3 separate regions of the Homo sapiens genome follow, and regions 2 and 3 are each linked to region 1. Evidence: chromatin loops called from intact Hi-C (ENCODE). Cell type or tissue: endothelial cell of umbilical vein. All regions are shown on one strand.

What was found. Hi-C counts contacts between places; a loop is a spot of excess contacts. Peaks named below come from ENCODE experiments on the same cell type or tissue, not always from the same donor. Only the 100,000 strongest peaks of a DNase experiment are listed, where the experiment ranks them.
Region 2: a loop joins it to region 1, with 7 times the contacts of the local background. A loop is called at or near these places in 10 of 110 quality-filtered maps.
Region 3: it touches region 1 in a loop (3-fold over the local background); 14 of 110 quality-filtered maps call a loop at or near these places.

Annotation. Positions count from the first base shown.
Region 1 is chr10:52,313,204-52,315,703 of GRCh38, reverse strand. It overlaps DKK1 (dickkopf Wnt signaling pathway inhibitor 1), which reads right to left and starts at 1,423. Exons shown (of 4, transcript NM_012242.4): 1 at 1,027-1,423; 2 at 619-781. The coding sequence starts at 1,269. It overlaps PRKG1-AS1 (PRKG1 antisense RNA 1), which reads left to right and starts at 1,576. Exons shown (of 6, transcript NR_038277.1): 1 at 1,576-2,070; 2 at 2,219-2,306. In endothelial cell of umbilical vein, a CTCF peak has its summit at 1,117; DNase peaks (open chromatin) are centred at 1,143 and 2,343; H3K4me3 peaks cover 2,500 bases; H3K27ac peaks cover 2,436 bases.
Region 2 is chr10:52,442,612-52,445,111 of GRCh38, reverse strand. No RefSeq gene overlaps it. Among named protein-coding and RNA genes, the nearest start is that of LNCAROD, 27 kb to the left of the region's middle. In endothelial cell of umbilical vein, no CTCF peak of the experiment used is centred here; a DNase peak (open chromatin) is centred at 1,451; H3K27ac peaks cover 2,045 bases.
Region 3 is chr10:52,666,748-52,669,247 of GRCh38, reverse strand. All of the region lies in intron 1 of LOC105378305 (a long non-coding RNA gene), which reads left to right. Among named protein-coding and RNA genes, the nearest start is that of MBL2, 100 kb to the left of the region's middle. In endothelial cell of umbilical vein, no CTCF peak of the experiment used is centred here; a DNase peak (open chromatin) is centred at 1,017; H3K27ac peaks cover 1,338 bases.

The DNA.
Region 1 (2,500 bases):
TTAGTGGATCTGTGGTTGGGGGGAGGAGTACTTATATTAAGGCAGCAGAGGGTAGAGGGAGGGGGAAGGATGGAGAAGTCAAGTTGTGAGGGTACCAAGATCTCTCTTAAAAATGGCCAATGCAGATAAATCAGTCCTCTGGCTGACAACAGTTTCAGCAAAAATCAGAAGGCGAGGCCAGTCTGGCAAAACTGTGAGAATCACAATAAGAAAAATGAAAAGGACAGCTGAACGCCAAAGCTGGTTTCTTTGATATCTGTATGATCCCATCGTCCTCCTCATCATCCCCCTTCTCAATTGACCTCAAGGTTCTCCCCAGACAAATTTTTATGGAAGAGTCCACTACGAGGTGAACCGTTGTATTGAATCATTGAGGGACACGGAGGAAGATAAGGACCTCAGAGACCTCCCAACTTCTCTCTTCTTCCCGATTAAACACTTGCAATGAAGATACTTCAGCGGAATCCTGCATGCTGAACACCCATTTGCAGGTGGCGCCGCAGTGTTCTCAGGGCGGAGATTTCTCCCCCCACCCCCCCCAACCCCCCGCCCCCGCCCAATTCATAGACGCTCAAAGGCTGGACAGTTTTAGTGTGAAAGGGAGCTTTCAGGACTCACCATTTTTGCAGTAATTCCCGGGGCAGCACATAGCGTGACGCATGCAGCGTTTTCGGCGCTTCCTGCAGGCGAGACAGATTTGCACGCCTGCGTCCCCTCCGCGGGTGGGACTAGCGCAGTACTCATCAGTGCCGCACTCCTCGTCCTCTGCGCACGGGTACGGCTGTGGGAAGGGTTCGGGGAGAGGGTGAGGCACCCAGACGTCCAGGTACCCGCCCTCTTGGACCCGGGCGCTGATCACAGTCCTTATCTGTCCACCTCTCCAAAACCTGTTACTGCCCACTGCTCCCAAATGCAGGGTTACCAAATGCTCCCTGAACCGCACACATTCAGCACGTTCTACTCCCTCGTCTCCAGATAGGACCCTTTCAAGGTCAGAGCATCCTCTGAGTGCCCGACCCCTCTCACCTGGTAGTTGTCAATGGTCTGGTACTTATTCCCGCCCGGGTACAGGATTCCCGGCGCGGCGCTGACTGCAGAGCCTGGGTGCCCCGCAGCGCCGCCCAGCGGTGGGGGCAGGTTCTTGATAGCGTTGGAATTGAGAACCGAGTTCAAGGTGGCGCTCACTCCCAGCAGAGGGTGGCCGCCGAGAGCCGCCGCTACCATCGCGACAAAGACCCGGGTAGCTCCCGCTGCGCCCAGAGCCATCATCTCAGAAGGACTCAAGAGGGAGAAAGAAAGAGAAAATGACCGTCACTTTGCAAGCCTGGGTCCCCACGAAACCGTGCCGGTTCGGCTGCAGAGTCAGGGTCCGGGAGCCCCCTGCGGTCCCAGAGTCCTGACTGCAGGGAGCACAGAGCTCTGCGCCGCCACCGCCACCGCGGCTGCCTTTATACCGCGGGCCCGGAGCATTCCGGCCCCTTGGGAGGGAGACAACAAAGCCGGGATGGGATTTCAAAGCGCTGGGAGGGGCTGGGAGGGGGTGTGTTTGTGTACATGAAGGGGGGCCTTTGACACTCTTCACCCCGCCCCTCCCTTGCTTAGTCGCTCGGCTGGCCCGGCTCACCTTCGGGGTGAAGGCTACCAGCGAGCGTTATAGCAGACGACTTTAATAAATGCAGGCGGCAGCAGGAACTCTGGGAACTTGGGTGCCCTTGCCTGGCAGTAAGGGTTGAATTATCCGGATCTGAAATACTTTACAGAGCCGAGGGGTGATAGGCTCTGCAAAAGCACTTTTTGCCCCTCTCCTTTATGCCAATACTCGCTGACTGTGCACACAAGTCATATTCAGTATTAAATACAAACCGGTCTGTAATTCAATGGCTCTAGCAAGACGCCTCTGAGAGGGCCAGGTGGCGGGTGCAAGTTGCTCATTAACCCTTTAGAGTCGCAGTTTGCAGATCTGAGTTAGATCCCCGGCTTTGAGGTCCTTCAGTTGCCCTCCTCCCCCACCTCCCCCCGCCACTGCGAGAAAAATGTGCAAAGAGAAGGAAATTTGCACATCAAACGAGGGTAAGAAGGAAGAAGAGCTAATTCTCTTTTGATGGGAAGTTTAGAGAGGGAGGCGAGAGACTGGCGTTTAGAAATTAGATCAGGGGTGGAGGGAAGAGGGAAATGACCATCCGATAATCAAACCATTTAATGTTGTTCTTTGAATCAGGGCAATCGCGGCGGTAGATGAACTTGATTAGGCAGACGCGTGAGATCAAAGTGGCCGGGACCAAAGCGGACAGGGTCCAACGTGCCAGGTCAGTCGCCTTTCCCCGGTTCTCCCTTCTCAGTGGTGGGCTAATGTGGAGAAATAAGAAACCCTTAGGGCTTAGCGCCTGACTTCCTCATTAGTATATCACATCGCAACGCTTCCGAATGCAGGGTTTGCTCCCAAGTCTTACCTTGCACGGGACCACGCAATACCCTTTCTAGGGAGAAAAGAAACAACCTT
Region 2 (2,500 bases), 130 kb before region 1:
CTCTGCTGAAAATGTGCTACTAAGTTTATAAACACACACCTGTTTGAGAAATAGATAAACATTATAACAAACTTCTACAGCTATTTTGAAGATTGAAAACTATTTGCCCCATAAGTATAAAAATCAATAAATATATTTGTATATATTTGTATATATTTTAATTAAACATACCTTGTCAATTAATATATGTATCTGTGTATATAGATAGATGTGTGTGTATATTTATATACATGATATAGATAGATAAATATATAGCTATAGATAAAGATATAGCTATAGTAACACATGGATTGAAAATGATCTGAACTAATATAAATAAAATTCTCACTAGTCCAGTGCTTCTCCATCTATCTGAAGTGAAGAGCCACATTTTTTTAAAGTTATTATTATTATTTCTAATTCCCTGGTGACAAAAATACAATTAAAACAGCAAGTTGCTATTAAAGTTTCTAACTTTATTGACTCACTTTGTATGTGAATTCTCTCTTTACTTATCTCCTAGTAAGCCAGTAATGGAAACATATCATCATAGGTCTATGCACCAAATTTTATGTAGAATGTCACTAGGGCATAAGATTACATGAAATTTTCATTTTCTTAATGTTTTATATAGTTTGATTTCAATGTAGATATTATACCTAGAATAGAAGATTTAAAAAATTAACATGAATTTTGGTATAATTCGCTTACTAAAAATACATATATGAGTAGGATGATATAATTTCAATTATTAATCTAAGTTATCTCAGGGTAAAATTAAACAAGATATTTCTTTCCTTTTTGGAAGGGGAATATTTGTATTTGTTGATATTTCATAATCATTGGATATGTATTACACATATAATGAGAAAAAAACAATTTCCATTACTACATGAACAAAGGGCAATGTAAGGCTATTACTAAGTTGGGTTAACACAACTGGTTCACTTTCATTTACATGAACCATTCTTTTGATGGAATATCTGAAGAGAGAAATGTGTGTGTTTGTAGTCCATTCCAGTTCTGGTTCTGTGCAAATTCTAATAAAAATGAAATGTAATTGATCCTCAAAAATATGATTCATCTATTTTAAGTCATCAGTCAACACACATTTAAATAGCAAATTGCTATTAAAATTCCTAACTTTAATGACTCACTTTTTATGCTTGTTCTCTCTTATCTCCTGGTAGACCAGTAAACATTCCACTAAGGTTCACAAATAAATTCTTCAGGGAGTAATGCTTGCGTGGTTCTTTAGCCAATAGTTGGCCCACTACTTCCAAGTCAACTGATGTTGGCATCCAACATGTTTTATTTTTCCAGCTAACAGTTGGATATTCATTTATTCATTTACTGAATGTTTAATGAGTATAGTGCTATGAATCAGGCACCACACTGTTTCCTGAGGATAAAGTGTGGAAGAAAAAGACATAGTCCCTGTCCTCCTGGAGCTTTTATGCTGATACAAAAGGCTGATACTGAACAAGTGACTACATGTTCTGTCAGCAATGTGGAGACTAGATGGGGAAAAGAACAAGAAGGGTGTGGAAGACTATTTGAAAGGGTATTTTTATTGTATTTTCGCTAGCATGAGCCAGCTAACCAGATAATAGCATGATTCATTTCCCCAGAGGGTCTATTTTATAATACACAAAGGAGTCACAAGGACATTCCTAACTGACCTCGGATGTTTTTTAATTAAAAAGAAGTTGCACTAGTTTACATGGAAAGCAACAGAGAGAGAAAAGTTAGGAGAAAATAAAACAGCCCCCTAAAAGATACACTAGGCGATGTAATATCACACAGGAGATTCTACTGTAGTTGCATCTTTAAAGAGCTGAAGTGGGGATGCAGGCATCTCAGCAAATTCTATTGTCATTTCAAGGTAGAAACTTACGAACCAACCTACCAGTTCAAAATTTAATTATATGTGTTTGTTGATTTTTGTTTTGGGAGGAACCAGAGGAGTGTTAGGTCAGCTGATTGATAGATGAAGTATGTAGTCCAATTTGTTTGTGAAGGGCTTTCTCTCCATAAAAATAAGCACCAATTTATTCTTCTCTTATTTCTGTAGTTTTACAAATTCTATGTGCTGAACATAAAGTCTTCATAATAATAGCTAACATGTTCTATGTGCTCGCTACATGACAGTAAAGTACTGTACTAAATATGCCATAATCAGATCTCTTAATCTGCTCTGAGATATGAAAGAGGTGCTATTTTTAATCCCATTTTTCAGATGAGGAAATTGAGATATTAAAAAAGTAACTTGCCCAAGGTGACAGAGCTACTCAGTGATGCAGCCAACCTCACAGCCAAGCAGTTTGAGGGTAGAACTTTCCACTACAATACTACATCCATGACATCATCAGAGGCATCACCAATGGCCCCATGACCATGACTGTAATCTATTTTAAGATTTTCTTTGTAAATTAGATCCACTCTTCAGAACAAATTTTGTGGCTTTTTATATTGGGAATTGAACCTATCAGTTTGAAGGTGTTAAATAAATATTAAATAA
Region 3 (2,500 bases), 350 kb before region 1:
TATTTTTGAGACAGAGTCTTGCACTGTGGCCCAGGCTAGAGTGCAATGGTGCGATCTTGGCTCACTGAAACCTCCACTTCCCAGGTTCACACGATTCTCCTGCCTCAGCCTCCAGAGTAGCTAGGATTACAGGTGCACACCACCACACCCGGCTAATTTTTTTATATACTTTTAGTAGAGAAGGGGTTTCACCATGTTGGCCAGGCTGGTCTCAAACTCCTGATCTCGTGACCTGCCCACCTCGGCCCCCCAAAGTGCTGGATTACAGGCATGAGCCACCACGCCTGGCCAAATCTAACACTTTTTAAATCTTGAGATCAAGAAGAAAGGAAGGGAAAGATTTGTCTCCATTAATGAGCTTGATATTGTGAAACAGACCAATATGCAAAATCACATCATGGCAAGGCAAGTATCTATTCCCTTACTGAACCCAGCTTTCAGCAAATATTGACTCCACTAGTGGGAATGAGTCCCAGAGAAGTACCAACGTTACCTTCCAATTCTAATTTTGTGGTTTTAGTGGTAAGAAAAAAGCAGAAAATAATAGGCTGTCTATAGCAGAAGAATATATGTTGGTAGAGAATTAGTTAATGGTACTATAATTAGAGAAAGGCAGCATGATTTGTCATAGGCTGGTATGCTTAACTTCAACCGTGAGTCCATTAAGACAAAAACTTCATACAATGATGTTGATAATAATACTGATAATAGCTTTGTGTACATTCAGAAATCCTCAAATAAAAACTAATACATTCCTCATTTTTTTGTTCTTCCAGAACCATAATGTACCTTTTTTTTGTAAAGTTATTTGATTAAACAAAAGGTTCACAAACATTTTAAGTTTTATTTTGTTTCTTTTTTTTTTTAATTATCTGTCATTGATTCCACAGCTTACTACAATTAGAATTACCATAATGGTAGGATGTGGTTGGTAGAAATATATGACTTCATCCTTTATAATCACCAGCATGGCATTTCCCGAAACAAAACACTACAGGATATCAATGATGCTGAGCCTCTCTTCTCGGATCTAATGTTTTCATGCATGCCAGTCTAAAAATGCTGACTGCATCATAGCCCTGGCAGCCAACATTAAGCTTGTAAAACAACAGAAAAGCAACAGTAAAACTGCTATTTGTGTTTTATGGAACTATGCAAAACTAAGAAAATAGCAGAGTACCCAAAAGTTGGATTTTTAAATATTCCCAGTGGTCTAATTTTTTTACCCACTCATTATTTTGTGCCAATTCATTTTGGCACACTTCCAAAGTCTTTTTTTAAAACTATTATGTATGTCTAAATAGAAATGAGTTGAAACACTGACTGACATCTGCCTATGCATATATATTATTTTAATGATATATCTAAGTGAATACCATTCTTTTGATTATTCTCATATTGTATTACTTGTTTATATTATATTGGGATATACAGTAATACAAGATGTTTCAGAGACATTAATCAAGTGGCTCAACTAAGTTCTATCAATTCAAAATTCACAAAGTTTTGAGCTGTGAGTAATGTCTACCAGTACACAGGTTTAGCTTTATTTAGCCATCATCAGTGTATGACACTTAGCTATAGCTAAGCACTTGATTAGCCTTTAAATGTTTACTTGCTTGGGCATAGGGGTAAATAAAGTTAGAAATTTAAAGCATCTCTGAAAATATATGGAGGAAATTTAATAACTTGATTCAACATTAACTTCCATGCTGTGGTAGATTAAAGATCCCTCGAATTCAGGGGAGGGGAATTAGATTCCATCTCTTGGTGGGAGGAATAGCAAAGAATAGCAATTCAAGTTACTAGCCTTAGTAACTTGCTTGACCAAATAGCATGTTACATCCTGGGCTTCTGAGTACAGATAACAGGAAGGCTTGCAACTTCCTCAGGCCTCTTGAAACTCTCTCCCTGACATCCATGAGCTTCCATGTAAGAAATTAACTACTCTGAGGCTACCTTGCTACAGAAGCCATTGATACGTGCCCTAGTTAACAGTCCCAGTTCATTTTAGCTTTTCAGTCATCCCTCCCAAGTGAACAGAAATGATGAAGCCATCTGGGATGCTCCAGATCAACCTAATCACCAACTAGATATCACTGATAACCTTAGCTGATACCATATAGAGCAGAAGAATCACCCAGCTGAGCCCTGTCCAAATTCCTAACTCAAAATTGTGAGATATAATACAATGGTGGTTGTCTTTAACTGCTAAGATTTGCAGATATTTTGTTAGCAGCAGTAAATAACTGGAGCCTGCATATCCTGTTATACTAACAGTCTTGTAAAGTTGGTTGCTTGGATTTCATTAGAATTAGTATGAAACTCTATTTTAACCAGTTTCTGTTAAAGAATGTCATTACTGTTTTATTTTTTGTTTTGCTTTGTTTGTTTGCTTGCTTTTGTTTAGCATCCAACCTCTCTTTCCAAATGCAGCTCACTCTTTCTTTTGCAGAAATCTCCCACAAATGCAACCTTGATGAAAGGTAGTTCCCTTCAA